Regions from separate parts of the Homo sapiens genome. Here region 1 is linked to region 2. Evidence: read pairs that join two places in POLR2A ChIA-PET (ENCODE). Cell type or tissue: MCF 10A. All regions are shown on one strand. Links, peaks and the distances in the headings refer to the core of each region. The heading gives the core; the rest is flanking DNA.

The links. Peaks named below come from ENCODE experiments on the same cell type or tissue, not always from the same donor. Only the 100,000 strongest peaks of a DNase experiment are listed, where the experiment ranks them.
Region 1: POLR2A ChIA-PET joins it to region 2 with 5 read pairs; 2 of 35 experiments call an interaction of 5 or more read pairs at or near these places.

The regions. Positions count from the first base shown.
Region 1 is chr10:79,541,951-79,550,897 of GRCh38, reverse strand. It overlaps the pseudogene RPS12P18. Among named protein-coding and RNA genes, the nearest start is that of SFTPA2, 14 kb to the left of the region's middle. In MCF 10A, for the core only: no CTCF peak of the experiment used is centred there; no DNase peak of the experiment used is centred there.
Region 2 is chr10:80,079,712-80,087,498 of GRCh38, reverse strand. TMEM254 (transmembrane protein 254) reads right to left here. Exons shown (of 4, transcript NM_025125.4): 2 at 5,555-5,658; 3 at 5,295-5,354. Among named protein-coding and RNA genes, the nearest start is that of TMEM254-AS1, 4.4 kb to the right of the region's middle. In MCF 10A, for the core only: no CTCF peak of the experiment used is centred there; a DNase peak (open chromatin) is centred at 4,918.

The sequences.
Region 1 (8,947 bases), core at 2,368-6,367, 540 kb after region 2:
ATATCATGTACAATATGCTTTCTTGTTGTTTCTTTTTTCTCTTTCCCTGCATTCCTTTGGATTGTTTGAATTTTCTTTAATAGGAGGGTGGTACTAGAATTACAGATGTATCAATAAATACCAGCCTACTAGTACCTTTTTTCCTGGGTTCTGTCTCCCACTGGGGTACCACATTCTGACAAGCCATTCCAGCTAGAGATCTGACAGCAACTGTATTTCTCTCTACCAGAATCATCTTTCAAATGCTGTCAGTAGAGATGGATTCACCAGGAAACTGCAGGGCCTCTTGCTTGCATGGGCTCCTTACAAGGCCGTGGTGGGAGAGGCTTTAACAATGTTTGACATGGTAATATGTTTTTACAGACTTTGCAAAAGTAAGCGATTTTAAGTGCAAATGCAGTCATGCATTGCTTAATGACAGGGATGTGTTCTGAGAAATGCATCCTTATGTGACTTTGTTGTTGTGCAAACGTCATCAGGTGTACTTACACAGAACTAGATGGTAGAGCCTACTATATGCCTAGGCTGCCTGGTATAGCCTATCGCTTCTAGGCTACAAGCCATTGCAGCGTGTTACAGTACAGAATATGCTAGGCAATTGTAACACCATGGCAAGTACTTGTCTATCTAAACATGCCTAACCACAGAAAAGGTACGGGAAAAATATGGTATGATAATCTGAAGGGACCATCATGGTCCAGCTCATCTGGCTTCTGTCCTGGGGAGGCAGGTGGAGGCAGAACCCCCGCTGCTAGCCAGGGAAGAGCTGCTAGTCCTTCCTGCCCCTGCCGCCTGCCTGTCATGTGCCCCTGCCTGACCATCAGGGTCCCACATGGTCTGTCATTGACTGAAATGTCCTCGTGCAGCACTTGACTGTAGTTAAGATGGCTGGCTCTTTCCACTCTGATTTCCCCTCCATCTCATTGCTCCTTGTGCCCCTCATGTTGGAGTGGTCATAGGCATTTTTAGGATCTGGCTTGGCATGAGACAGCTTTATGTAGTTTACAGTCACTTCTGTGTGTGGTTGCATTACTGCTAGTCTTCCAGCGTAGGAATGGCTTCCAGGAATATTGTTCTGATTCAGCCAGCAGGGTCGGAGATGATATCTAAATAATAAACATTTCCCCAACACCTGCTTTCAGAAATATGTCAGCAGTGGAGGAGAAACAAGTATGGAGCCAGAAACTAGTCTATGGAAAACTCTCTCCCCCATCATATGTATAGAGTTTTAAGCATGTGAGCCTGTTCACATCCATGCCTATTTAAAATGGAAGTTCTCTCCTGTAGAGAACATACTCAATAGTGCAATATAGACACTTATAACACACACATATAAATATGTCTTTTTTGAGCAATTTCAGTAAATGTATTTTGTTAGAGCTCCTGTGTAGTAAGGCAGAACTAGAGGAGTATTGCAAATAGAAGTATGCTTTTGTGTGAAATGAGATGTCTTATGCATCTCACTGTATCTGATTGCATCTTAGCTTGTCTGATGTATTTTATCCCAATGAAGTCCACAAGTTCTAGATGTGCACACTAAGAAAGATTAAATTTTATAACTTGATATGAAATACTAACATCTACAAAGACAACATAAAACTCAATCCACTATTACAACAAGACCATCCATGATAAACTGGATAATGCTTCTATCAATTTGAAAAGTACTAAGATTAGACACTGCGCAGAAAACTTAAAATGCCCAGTAATCTTACAGCTCATATATGAAACTTGATAGAAATATTTTCAACTTTGACTATAGTCATAAAAATTTACATGCTAGTACCAATGGGATTAACTATCTGCAGTCAAAATAGCTTACTTCTGCAAATTTTTAAAAAGCATATGGCCGACTTAAGGAGAAAATGCAATTAAAAAGAAAAGAAAGAAGCATATGGTCACAGTGGAAGAAGGTTGAAGTACCTTTCTATGATATTTAAAGAAAACAGTATTAGAAAATCCTCCTTATCCATAGATTTTGCTTCCTGAATATTTGTTGAATCTGACTCCTTGTCTCCATCCCTTACATACTGCTGTGGTAATTTTCAGGCCCTTGTAGTTTCCAGCCTGGGCTTCTGCAGGAGCTTTCTAACTGGTTTTCTTGGTTCTAGTCTCACACCCCTCAAATCTAACTTCCACAGTGGATAAGATGCATATCTGACTTTGTCACTTTCTTTCTTTCCTTTTTTTTTTTTTTTTAAGAGATGGAGTCTCAGTATGTTGCCCAGGCTGGTCTTGAACTCCTGGACTCAAGCGATTCTCCCACCTCAGCCTCCCAAAGTGCTGAGATTATAGGCATGAGCCGCTGCACCCAGCCTATGTCACTTTCTTAAACCATCAGAGGCTCTCCAGAATAAAGTGAAGCCCCTTAACCTGATACATAAGACTATCATGCCCTGCTTCTTTCTTACAAGTCTTGCCTCTCTTGAAACATCGCATTGCTTGTGTCCCCTCACCCTACCCTGTGGTCTCCCATCTGTACACCTTCGCTCAAGCTGTCTCCCCAGCCTACAACAGCATTTTCTCCTCTTTTCACTTTGGCTGCTCCTACTCATTCCCCAAGATTCTGCTTACTTCTTATCTTTTCTATACATTTTCTGACTTCCCTTTTCACGATAGTGGACTGAGCGCATGCTGCCATCTCTCCACCCAGGCCCATCCTCCAGAAATGACAGAGAAGGAAAAAATCAGTGTTCTCAGAAAGTTAACAGGAAATGTTCAGAGAATCAGAAGCACTGACACGTTTCTGAGAAGCCAAAGGCAGACAGGATCTGATTTGATACTGCAGCCCAGCTCATGAGCAGCAGCCAAGGACATACTACATGTATCCTTGTGTGTATATACTACAGTATATATTACAATAGTGGGAGCAGCAACAAGGCATTCCATGCCCAGAGGTGGTGAATGCCTGGAACAAGACAGGACCAAAGGACTACTGACAGAGGGTTAAACAAGTATCCCCGTGGAAGGAGCTAGATGAATTGACCCTGAATATCTCCCTCAACCCCACCCCGGCAGACAAGATGACCAGGACAGCAGTGTCTGTCTCCTGGTATGAACTGTGTTAGGAATGAAAGACAGGACAGGGCCCCATATGGCTGGTAAAGCCAAGGAAGAGTTAAGTAGCAGCCACATCCCAAAGACCAGCTGTGAGAGCACAGCTGGTCCACCTGATAGTGCCTCTGCCTGTTCTGCACTCTCCTTGAAAGCAACATGGAGCACAAGCTCATCCAGCGATTTCCAGCCCTCCCTCACAGCAAGCTAGGCCAGCAGATTTCTTGCAGAAAATCTCATGCGTAAAGATGAGTCCACTGTCAAAAAATATCATTTGAGAAGTACCACCATGAAAGGGAGACTTCCACCTGAGGAAACATAATAACCATAGCTAATATTTACTGAGCATTTATGTGTCAGGCGCTATTGCAAACATAAAGTGGGACTATTTTATGTTTGCAATAGACACATGAATACCTTACAAGAGTCCTACCTTATAAGAGTTTAAGGTAGGACTATTTTTATTGCCATTTTACAAATGAAGAAACTGAAGTGTCACGTGATTAAGTAACTTCTTCCAAAGTCACATAGCTTAACATAAGAAGCCACAGATTAACCTCAGCTGTCTGGCTCCAGATCTGAAGATTAAACAGAACAAATAGACAACCAGTAATGTGCTTTGAAGTAAGTATAATGAATATTCTCAAATAAGAAAGGATGGAAAAGAATCAATTAGGGATGTTAGAGGTGAACAATGTGTTCATTTTGTATTACTGATCATGGGAATAAAAATCAAAAAATATATTCATAGTTTAAACAGATAAAACCACCTGAGTGGATGAGCTATGGAGTGGAATGTATGCAGCTGAAGAGATAATTGGTGAACTGAAAGATTGGAATCCTCCCTGAAAACAGCAGACTTGGATAAATAAATAGAAAGTAGAAAAGAAAAGAAAAGATAATAGACATGGAAGATAGTTCCAGAAGTGCCAACATCCACCCACTGGGTGTTACCAAGAGAGAGACTGCTAGAGAAATGGATGTCCAATGAAACATGGTTGATTTGCAACACAAATTTATTTCCTCTCCCTCCCCAAATCCTAATAAAATGGCAGTAGAGGAAGAGCACAGGTAAAATTCTTCAAGGACAATAGAGACAGGAGAGGAGAAAACAGCAACCAAGAATTTGGACACGTATTTTGGAGATAGTATACAAAGGAATGGTAATTTGGCAGAATGGTGCATGTTCTCACTTGGATGCCCCAGAGGGAGAAAATAAGAAGAAGCCAACGGATTCTCCCTACTTCACCCCCAGAGTCTAAGAAAGGATCCACACTTAAAGAGGTGAGGTACAGTGTGAGGCTGTAAACAGGAAAACAGAGGCATAAGTGGAAACCCTAGGCCACTTTCTCTACCCTCTTCAGCCAGGGGTCCCCTCCACCCAGGGGAGAAAGGAGAGTTATTTGTCATATAAATTGAACCGAAGAAACTGCAGAATGGGAGGTCTGAGCCACACAGGTTTGGGAGGAGGAGGTAAGGTCAAGCTTAAACACAAGGATTAAACCACAATCTACATATTGAATGATGGGACCCCAGTCCCCAGAGAGTGAGCAACCTAATTTACAATCTACAGGCCAGAGTCCGGAGGATTCATTTGTGGAGAAAAGGAATGTCCCACACAAAGGGCCTCCAGTGGCTGATGTGTGCTGGTTTCCTCAATGAGGAGCTGACCTGATGCTCAGACACTCTGTGGTGAGCTCCATCAGTCAACAAGCCCCGCTCCCCCACAGACATTGCAGTCAGTGTTTTGTGCCTCACCCCCAAATGTGAATACACAGCTAAGGGATATCACCTGGGAGGAAGGCCTCCAGCAAGGGTGACCAACCTTCCTGGTTTGCCAGGGACCCAGGGGTTTCACAGGATTTGGGACAGTCAGTACTACTATGGTTTGAGTTTGTCCCCAACAAAACTCATGTTGAACTTTGATCCCCAATGTGGCAGTGTTGGGAGGTGTGCCTGGTGGGAGGTGTTTGGGTCACAGAGACAGATCCCTCATGAATGACTTGGTGCACTCCAGCTCTCTCATGAGACTGGATTTAGTTCTTGTGGGAATGTTCCTGCAGGAATGGGTTGTTGTAAAGCCAGGATGCCCCTTGGGTTTTTTCTCTTCCCACGTGTCCACTCACCATTGAGATTTTCCACCATGTTATGACATAGCACAAAAAGCCCCCACCAGAATCTGAGCAGATGCTAACACCATACTTTTTGAACTTCCCAGCCTGCAGAACTGTGAGCCAAATAAACCTCTTTTCTTTATAAATTCCCCAGCCTCAGGTATTCTTCTATAGCAACACTTATTGGATTAAGACAAGTACTAAAATAAGAAAAATCTCTGCCAAACCAGAATGAGTTAGTCGTCCTATTCTAGCATGTGCAAGCAACGTCCATTTGCATGGCTTTGCTTAATAATTTGCAAGCCTGACCTATATTCACAGCTCACAGGCTGAGAACATAGTCATCTGTTGTAATTTATATAATCTTGTGACAACACCTGCCAAAAATCATATTAAATGGCTTGTGACTTTTCTTGATCCTCTTCCAGCCTTTGACACAATATATAAGGAAAAATATGAACTATCCTGCTTGTAATTTCCAGTGGGTAAAACAAAGATGTGCCCTGGATCCTTTTATTTTTAACTTGAAACCATATTGAGATAGCCCATGAGTTTGCTTTCCTACTGACCCACATAACTGTTAGGCACAGTGCAGGCCACTGACCAGCATCAGCTCCAAAGGATCAGTATCTGTGCCCTGCAGGTTGTTGCATATGGTAGGGCCCCGCCACCCTGCTCTGCAGTGGAGCACAGAAGGTCAAGCATTCTCTCAGATGCAAATAACCTGATGTGGGTATCATGGACTAGGAGTAGTTTTAGTAGACAATGAATACTGCTATCTAATGACATCCAGAAACAAGGGCTACCAAATCTGGATCTGAAATAATCATTTTAATGGAAATCCCCCAAATTTAGGGAGATTTATAGGAAATAATGATAAACAATAAATCATTTAGTTACTTTGGGTGTACATTTCACAACCAGTTTTAACAGGGCTTATTGCTCAAAATTAGATGGGCCGCAGGTATGTGTGTGTGTGCACATGCTTATGTGTATGTGTAGCCAAACAAGATATATAGTTACATGCCTGCTTTACATTTTTTCTGGGCTATTTTTATTGCCGTTGCATTTTATGATGTGGAATTGTAGGGAATCAGTTACCCATTCATTGCCCTGTTAGGGAACTCTCAAATTTCCTCCTGAAGAGAATCTTGGCTCTGCCTGCAGGGACTCCCTTGATGCACTTTGGAGGGGATGTGGGTTGGCCTTCTCTTCAGAAACACGTTGACTTTCTTCTTTCTTTCTCTTTCTTTCTTTCTTTCTTTCTTCTTTCTTTCTTTCTTCTTTCTTTCTTTCTTTTCTTTCTTTCCTTCTTTCTCTCTCTCTTTTTCTTTTTTCTTTTCTTTCCATGTGTGAGGCAAAGATTTAGTTCTTCATTTCTTGCATTTGAAGTACTGTTCGATGACATCCTTGGCCTGAGACTCCTTCCATAGTCCTTAACTACTGCACAACTGCAACCAACCACTTTACAGGGTTTCCCCTCTCTGTCAATTGTACAGGGGCCTTCCCATTCCCCTAGTTTCTTGTTGTCATCACCCTTGATTAGGTTGATTTGGTGTTCAGCACAATGGGCCTTCACCAACTTGACATACATAGGCTTATCACAGTTGGATGCAAGCACACAAAGGTGGGCTTGGCGCTTGGCGGCAGCAGGGAAAGAGAGAAATGTTCTTTCTGGTGCATGAGTTTTCATAAGAGGATCTATGTCAAGCCACGGCTCAGTTTGTTATTAAGGTATATGGCTCGTCTCTTAATTGGCAATGGAAAGTTCCAGCATTCCAAGTAGAATCTCAACCTCAGAGCCACACTATACTTTTCAAAAGCTTGGCTAAGAGAAATGCTACTCATGGATAAGTGCCTGCAGAGTGCATGCTGTATTCAATCCTCTGGACAAATATTCTTAAATCTATTACCAATTTAGCCAGAGCCATGAACCTGTGAGCTTGACTGCTTCCCACTGACTCCTTGAAGAATGACTTTTAATGCTTTGTGCTTTGGTTGAGGGACATGATACACATTATACAAAGCATGGTTTTGAACACTGATCCCCATCTGTTGCAGGGATATTGTTGAGGATGTGGCTTCCCTATGAAGCCTCTCTATGAACACCTAGAGGAGAATATGCTCTTTGGTCCTCAGTATCTGGAATAGTTGTGCTTTTTCTTAGAAACCTGCAAATATTCTGGATCTCACAATGTGTCATATATCCCTCTCCCCATCAGCAGCTAGGGTCTTAGAGCCAAACCAGTGAACAACCATGAGTCCACACAAAGAGGGCTAATCACTCGGGTTGGCACAGTCAGTGAGGTGGCATCAGAGCCTGGGGTATAGGCAAGATGCCGTAGTGGCTCGATCTGCCATGGGCAGATCCAGATGTTGAGTGTCAGGGAACCCTCTCCCTAGAGGAGGGTTGGCGATGAACATGGATCCTCCAAACCACCCTAATGCAGGTGCCTGTAGGCCATCACTGCCCCTGAGGGTTAGGGCTGGGGTTAGGGTTAGGTACGTTAGCGTGATGACATGGCACACCTGGTCCTATACCTACACCCTTCTCCTCACCAGCTCTGTATCCTTTATTAACACACATGGATGGCATTGTTGGGAGCAGCAGGAACTGCATGTGAATCAAATGCCATGTGCTTTCCATTGTTTCACCCATCACAGTCCCCAGGGGTAGGTATATTCACACCCCAAAATTCACTTCTATTATGTGAGCCAGGGAAGCAGTATAATAGACATTAGCAGTGTGGGCTCTGGAGTCAGGGAACCAGTTTCAAATCCTGCCTCCACCTCTCACTAACTGAGAGGCCTTGGGTGAGACATTTAGTCTCTTTATCTATAAAACAGGAACAAAACACTGCTTACAAACACAGCTGTGACAGGAAACACATTACATAACCACTGTGAACCATTTAGCACAGAGCTTGACCCAGAAATAAATGCTACAAAGGCATGTATTGTGGTGGTGAAGACTTCGGTTTTTTGGAATTGGATACACCTGGGTTCAAATTCCAGCTCTTCCAGGGTCAACTGTGAAAACTTCGGCAAGTTTCCAACTTCATTAATCCTCATCTTTTACAACTGCAAAATGGGGAAAATAGTGCATACAAAACTCATGGCCCACTGCTTGAGATGAACTGTGTGCTCCATAAGTGATAGCTTTAGCCACTTGTTATTTTACTGCTATACCAGAGAGAATGCAGCTCAAGCTAAACAGGCAAGAGGGAATGTCTAAGGTGATTCTGCAGAGCTGCCAACCCTATGCGGCAACTGACCTCCATCTCCAACACATGGTAGTAACAGCTGCTTAAAAGGATTGTGTTCTATGTTCTAGGCAATGAGCTGAGAGTTTTTATATTTTTGTTTTACCTGGGACTAGGTATGGTGGATCTCAATATTTTGGGGGCCACAAGTACTGTATCAGACTGGTTTCAATCAAGAGATAGAAACCACAAGTGGTTTATGCAATGGAAGTTTAATATAAAGAATTATTCAGCTATGATAAAAGAGCAACTATATGATATAAAGAGAACCTTATAGGGCTACTCTCCCTACAGGTGGAGAAGAGTACCCAAGAAGGACAAGCTTGGAATGGGGCCCCCTCCCCAGGCTGGAGATCAGACATTGTCGGAGAAGGTATCATTGCAGCCCCCTACATGGCAGAGAGATTTGCTGGGTTGCATGGTCTAGAGCTGGTTGCAATTATTGGACAAGCAGGAAACAAACCTCCACAGCCCATGCGAGCCACACTGCTGGGTTGAGTGTATGAGCATGTAGAA
Region 2 (7,787 bases), core at 2,457-6,456:
TTTTTTTTTTGTATTTTTAGTGGAGACAGGGTTTCACCATGTTGGCCAGGCTGGTATCGCACTCCTAACTTCAGGTGATCCACCAGCCTCAGCCTCTCAAAGTGCTGGAATTACAGGTGTGAGCCACCACACCCAGCCAAAAGTATTCATTCTTTAATCTTCAAATTCCAGATCTTGGAATTTTTTTCTAAGGGAACAAATACCAAAGTGGGACAAATGCAAGAAATTAATGTTCACTGCCATATTGCTTGTAATAGTAAAAAAGTAGAGACTTAAAAGTCCATCAGAAGAAAGATTTTTTAAATACGTTAAGGCACATCTATGTAACAGAATACTATGCACTGTTATTAATGGATGGGTAAGTTTATATGTATAGACATAGACAAATAGGGATATGTTAGCCCAGTACAGTGGCACACCTGTAGTCCCAGTTACTTGGGAGGCTGAGGCAGGAGGATCACTTGAGCACAGGTGCTCAAGGCCAGCCTGGGCAATAGAGTGAGACCCATCTCTTAAAAAACAAAATAAAATTTAAAACAGGCATATATAACAATGGAAACCAATTATGAAAGAGATTATATCTATATGTATATATATATAATTGGATTATAGGCATCAGCCACCATGCCCAGCAACTTTCAATTTTTTTTTTTTTTTTGAAATGGAGTCTTGCTGTGTTGCCCAGGCTGGAGTGCAGTCGTGCGATCTCGGCTCACTGCAACCTCCACCTCCTGGGTTCAAGTGATTCTCCTGCCTCAGCCTCCTGAGTAGCTGGGACTACAGGTGCCCGCCACCATGCCCGGCTAATTTTTTGTATTTTAGTAGAGACGGGGTTTCACCATATTGGCCAGGCTGGTCTCAAACTCCTTACCTGGTGATCCGTCCGCCTTGGCCTCCCAAAGTGCTGAGATTACAGGCGTGAGCCACCGCGCCCAGCCAACTTTCAATTTTATTAGCTGAGTTTTTAGCACAACATTATTAACTTTTAAAAACAAACATGTTTGTTTTGAAATAGGCAAAACAACAAAAATATTTTGTTTTGGAAAGTAAATTTATATGATCCTGTAAATGTGTATGATATTTAGTAAAGAAAAATAAAGATGAGTTGCCATCTTGGAAGAGCAGGCTCACTGAACAGCAGTGCTTGTTTCCTCCTCCTTCAGAAGGGTCACAGTTGGTGGCTAGGTAACCCGGAGAAGGGTTTTCCTGGGGTCATCATAACTTGTTCTCATTCACATACCTTTATCCGTATTCTTAGCTCATTTTGCCTATTTAAAAGACAAAAGTCTTTTAAGAAAGTTTTCTTAATTTAATTCACATTTCCCTTAATGATTCCACCAAGACCCAAGCAGATGCAAAAATCTCTTTGTGAGTACACTTTTTCCTGCCTTAAGAAAAAATGTTACCTCTGATACTTGAAAAATTTCACAATTTACCTGTTTTGGTCATTCGAGGCTGCCCTGTCACAGAGTACTTCTACTTGTCAAGAACTTCTTTTCTGTTTCTACACTGTAATAAAATCTACTCTACATACAAATTTTTGCAAAACCTTAAAAACCTTTCTAAGGGCTGCAGAGCCAACTGGGGTATGCAAGCAGCAAGAATCTAATTTCTGAACTAAGAGAATAAGCCATATATTCTGAATGGAACTCCAGACTATAAAAAGGTAACAATGAACATGAATATTGGCCTCAAAGAGATACTATTTTATTTATCCCTAAGGAAAAAACATTCTATTTTTCTTGTTAAAGTATTGTTATGTAACAAGAATTACAGCACCTTTCAAAGAAGAGTTGAACCTTACTTTGTAATCAAATAAATACAGGTTAAAATGGCTAGATACCCTTTTTAATCTACCAAAATAGCAAAAGGTTTTTTGCCCCCTCACCTCACCAAAAATGGCACTTTCTTTTTCTTGTCTTTTTTTTTTTTGAGACAGAGTCTCACTTTGTCGCCCAGGCTAAAGTGTAGTGGTACGATCTCAGCTCACCGCAACCTCCGCCTCCCAGGTCCAAGCGATTCTCCTGCCTCAGCCTCCTGAGTAGCTGGGGTAACAGGTATGTGCCACCACACCCAGCTAATTTTTTTTTTCATATTTTTAGTAGAGACAGAGTTTCAACCATGTTGGGCACGCTGGTCTCGAACTCCTGACCTCAGGTGATCCGCCTGCCTCAGCCTCCCCAAGTGCTGAGATTACAGGCATGAGCCACCGTACCCAACTCATCTCATAATTCAAAAGGAATATTTATTCTGATTCATAGTGACTAATGATACATTCTAACATGTTAGACCATAAATGATTTCAAGAACATAAGAGTAACCTAACCTCTATGCCTGTTCTCCCTCTGCCCTTCAAAAAAATTGTATATTAAATTTGAGGGCCGGGTGCGGTGGCTCACGTCTGTAATCCCAGCACTTTGGGAAACCGAGGTGGGCGGATTACGAGGTCAAGAGATCAAGACCATCCTGGCCAACATGGTGAAACTCTGTCTCTACTAAAAATACAAAAAGTAGGCTTGGTGGCGGGCGCCTGTAATCTCAGCTACTTGGGAGGCTGAGGCCAGACAATCGCTTGAACCAGGGAGGCAGAGGTTGCAGTGAGCTGAGATTGCACCACTGCACTCCAGCCTGGCGACAGAGCGAAACTCCGTCTCAAAAAAGAAAAAAATAAATAAAAATAAAAATAAAAATTTTTGTATTTTGGTTTTCATCAGATACTCCAAATGCCAACAACAAAATAGGTGTCACGCACTCCTACATTCCAAGTTGAGGGGCTGGACCGGACACTTCCAATCTGAGATTCTACTGCGATGCTGCAGAGGCCATTGGAAAGAGGTCCTAGTGGGCTGTGGCATTTCCCACAAGTCAAGCCCAGAGAATGGCCTCAACAGAACCATTTGTAGAGCTTGACATGAGTCTCTGGAATTTGGGGAAGGGTTTAATATCTGATTCCAAAGAGTAAACACTGTTTGGTCTGCTTGCTGGGAGAGAAGGAAGCACCGCCACACTGATAACTGCATGCACTTGTAGATTATCCCACTGGAGGGATACGGAAGTTGTTTACTGTGAGCCATACAGATCCTGGAGAAGGCACTGAACATGAGTAGGTTTAAAAGGGACCCTGTACCACAGACCCACCTGAAGGACGGAAGTGATCTCAATAAAAGGGTAATTCTCCCTAGAACACAGACTCTGAGGGTGAAACTGCAAGTGGCATGCTGGAGGGGGTGTCTGAATGAACCATCAAGGAAACTGCAGAAGGGAGATCCCTGGTGATGAGTAGTGTCTCAAAAATCTACCACATCCCCTCTAGAGAGAAAGAGCCAATACTGGATATGCAATATACACAGTACCTAGCTGCCTGATCACAAGGCAGCAGCTGTTTATTGTTTTTTTTTAACTTTTATTTTTTTTGAGAAAGGGTCTTGCTCTGTCACCCAGGCTAGAGTGCAGTGGTGCGATCTCGGCTCACTGCAGCCTCTGCCTCCCGGATTCAAGCGATTCTCGTGCCTCAGCCTCCTGAGCAGCTGGGACTGCAGGCACGCACCACCATGCCTGGCTTTTTTAGTATTTTTTGTATTTTTAGTAGAGATGGGGTTTTGTCATGTTGGCCAGGATGGTTTCAAACTCCTGGTCTCAAATGATCTGCCCACCTTGGCCTCCTAAAGTGCTAGGATTATAGGTGTAAGCCACTGCACCTGGCCAGCAGCAGCTATTTAAGGCTGAGCCTTGTTCTCCCTAACTATTCCCACTATCCCAAGGGACCACAAGCAGCGATTATTAGTGAATAGAGGAGAAGGTGAAGTGCAAGAGAAGATATCAACTGCACCCTTCTCCCCACTGCAGGCTCCTGAGCCCCAGCTGGATGAAAACAGACATTTTGAATTAGAAGAAAGTTTATAGTTTTAACAATAGACTGGGCTAGAATAGATAATATCAGATGGTGACTGGAAATCCTACGATCTGTTTGAAATTCCATCCAGAGATACGGTGGAAGGTGGGGAACGATCTACAAAACAAATTTACTTGGAGAGGGGTGAGAAAGAAAGAATAAAGTTACTTTCTGCTCCTCTTCATAGAAAGTCTAGCTTGTGGCCAGGCACAGTGGCTCATGCCTATAATCCCAGCACTTTGGGAGGCGAAGGCAGGCGGATCACCTGAGAGGTCAGGAGTTCGGGACTAGCATGGCCAACATGGTGAAACCCCGTCTCTAATAAAAATACAAAAATTAGCCAGGCATGGTGGTGGGCTTCTGTAATCCTAGCTACTGGGGAAGCTGAGGCAGAATCGTTTTAACCCAGGACGTAGAGATTGCAGGGAGCCAAGATTGCGCCACTGCACTCCAGCCTGGGTGACAAAGCAAGATTCCCTCTCAAAAAAAAAAAAAAAAAAAGTCTAGCTTATTTGTTTAATAAACAAGAAAACAGAGTAAGATCATTCTATTTAACATACTTAGCAGTCTCTGACATAGCAGTACCCAATCAATATTATTTTTATTATTGAAACATAGTAATAGCAATACAGTATCTTATTTTCCACTTTTAGAATAGAAAAATAATAGAGGTGATAGTATATCTTGACCAGAAATTAATTCAATTAATTATTATCTTGACCAGAAATTAATTGGAAAGAAGCAATTTGGCATTTCCATAACCATGTTTTTCATTGTACCATACTTTCTGTATATGCTTATATAAAGTACAAACATAATTTTTTCTTGTATTCTCACATAGCATTAACCTATACTAGCATCTCCTGAGTGGGGTCTGGTTTGGGGGCTTTTAACTAGCATTGCATCCTAGAATTATCTGTGGAGCTTTTAAAAAGAGCACATTCCTATCTCTGAGGCAAGACTTACCCAATCAGAATCTCTGGGTCTGGAAACCAGACGTGTGTATTTTGAAAAAGCTCCTCAGGTGGCTCAATTGTAAAACGAGGATTGTGAGTCATCGGCCTAGGTCAGTCACTTAGCTCTTTTGTAAACTAGAAGCCAGGCTCCTATTCCTAGTCTTTTGATCTAGTTGGGGCTACCCAGAAAATTTGTTAAAAAATAACAAAAGTCATCTGAATTAGATAACTAAGTAATTGGTTAACCAACATAAACAAAATGAATGCATTCATCAAACATTTACTGGGTACTGCCTCTGCTCCAGGCTCAGTATCAGGCATGGGGATTCCGCTCTACCCTGAGAATATTCTCAGCCTACAAGTGTGTGAACTATTTAAATGTGGCTGCTCTCAATTTATATTAGCTACTAAGAGAAAGGCAACAAACACCTACTTCAAAGACTTACTTGCACAATACTATGGCATACAAGGACTCTCCCACATGAATCAGCCAGGCAAGCCAATACCTGAAACCAAAAAAAAGGTTAATCTTTTTTAAGGTGATAGTTATCTGCTGATGAAATCTAACACAGCAATCTCAAAAAGAAAAGTGCCTTAAGGTGAACCGACACTACTCTTAGATACCAAAAGGCAGCTGCAGGCCTTCCAGGTTTCCCATGAGACCAGAGCTCCAGTGTCCACAGTCCACTTGTGCAGCTCTCCTTACCCATTGCACAGGAGGGTGTGATGGTGGTCCACCAAGTACTGAGTGAAGGGGCCCAGGGGCCCAAGGTTCTGATAAGGGATACTCTGAGGCCAGAAGACAACCCACTGAAAGAGAAGCAGAGACACAGAATACCTATTAGGTCACTTAAAACCTGTTTTTTGTTTTTGTTTTTGAGAAAGGCTGTGAAACAGTAAAAAAATTACCACAGACCGAAGAAACTCTGAACAGTCATTTGGGTCTCCATTCTTGGCTTCTATTTTCTTTCTTTCTTTTTTTTTTGACAGGGTCTCACTCCGCTGCTGGGGCTGGAGTGCAGTGGCATGATCATGACTCACTGCAGCCTCCACCATCTGGGCTCAATCCATCCTCCCACCTCAGCCTCCCAAGTAGATGGGACTACACGTGTGTGCCACCATGCCCAGCTACTTTTAAAAATTGTATATAGAGATGGGGTCTCACTATGTTGCCCAGGATGGTTTCCAACTCCAGGGCTCAAGCAATTCTCCAATCTTGGCCTCCCAAAGTGCTGGGATTACAGGCATGACCTACTGTGCCAGGATGACTTCTATTTTCTAAAAGCAACTCTACTGGGAGACTTATGCTGAGGAAAGTATGTGGTTATCAGACTCAGTGCCCACGGTGGATGACTCTTAAAGTCTTTTTTTCTTCCTTTTCTTCTTTTGTTTTCTTTGTAGAGAAGGGATCTCGCTTTGTCACCCAGGCTTGAGTGCAGTGGCCTGATCACGGCTCACTGCACCCTTGACTTCCCGGGCTCAAGCGATCCTCCCAACTCAGCTTCCCCAAGTAGCTGGAATACAGGCATGGCTACCACGACTGACTAATTTATTTATTTATTTATTTATTTTAGATGGAGTTTCACTCTGTCGCTTAGGCTGGAGTGCAGTGGCACGATCTCGGCTCTCTGTAACCTCCGCCTCGCGGATTCAAACGACTCTCCTGTCTCAGCCTCCAGAGTAGCTGGGACTACAGGTGCATGCCACCACGCCCAGCTAATTTTTGTATTTTTAATACAGACAGAGTTTCACCATGTTGGCCAGGCTGATCTCCAACTCCTGACATCAGGTGATCCGCCCTTCTCGGCTTCTCAAAGTGCTGGGATTACAGGTGTGAGCCACTGCCCATGGCTAATTTTGTGTGTGTGTGTGTGTGTAGAGATGAGGTTTTGCCATGTTGCCCAGGATGGTCTCGAACTCCTGGGCTCAAGCGATTTGCCCGCCTCGGCCTCCCAAAGTGCTGGGATTACAGGGGTGAACCACCATGCCTGGCTGACTCCTATTAATACATTCCACCAAAACCATTATTTTATAAAAGATATTAGCAAATTTTGAGTTTATGTGCTTTGGCTAGTTTCTTTACTGCAGAAACTGGCTCCAGCCAAACCTCTGTTTAATTTAGAATTCCTTTCTCGGCTTTCCCTTTTTGTACGGCTAAAACTGAGAATGATCCACTGCATAGAGATGGAAAATAAGTGAGATAAGGTTGTGACATTTTAATAGCAACTGCTTAATCACATAAATTTTTCGTAATCTTAACTTTCAGCCTCTGTATTGTAACTTCTGTCAGCTAAGACTTTTCTGAGAATAACTCAACAGTTTCAAAATGTATTGTCCCATTCAAATCTTTGTCAAGAGCAGTACTACCTCTCTCACGATGTTGTTTCACATCTGAAAGTTAAATAATGCACAAATATCACTGCATCCTCCCAAACCAAAGGGAAAGGGGAGCATCTGCCAGCTCCACAAGATCCCAATTTGAAGTCCCCAAAGCTTTCCTCCAACTATATTCTAACTAGTCACAGACACTAAATCGTAGAACAGAAATGCACCTTTGAAAATTTTCAGTTCAACACCTCCATTGTACATATGGGGAAATCAGGACATAGGTTGTCAGATTTGACACCAACAAACAACACTGTGGACAAGACAAATCTCCAATCTCCAGGATCTATTGGTATACCCAAATAGCTTCGCCTTCCTTCAAAATTTTACCACCTTATCACTTGACGTTAGGAGTTCGAGGCCAGCCTCACCAATACCCATGTCTACTAAAAACACAAAAAAATAGCTGGGCATAGTGTAATCCCAGCTACAGGTAAAGACATGAGAATCGCTTGAACCTGGGAAGCAGAGGTTGCAGTGAGCCGAGATCGCCCCACTGCACTCCAGCCTGGGTGACAGAGCGAGACTCCGTCTCAAAAAAACACAAAACTACC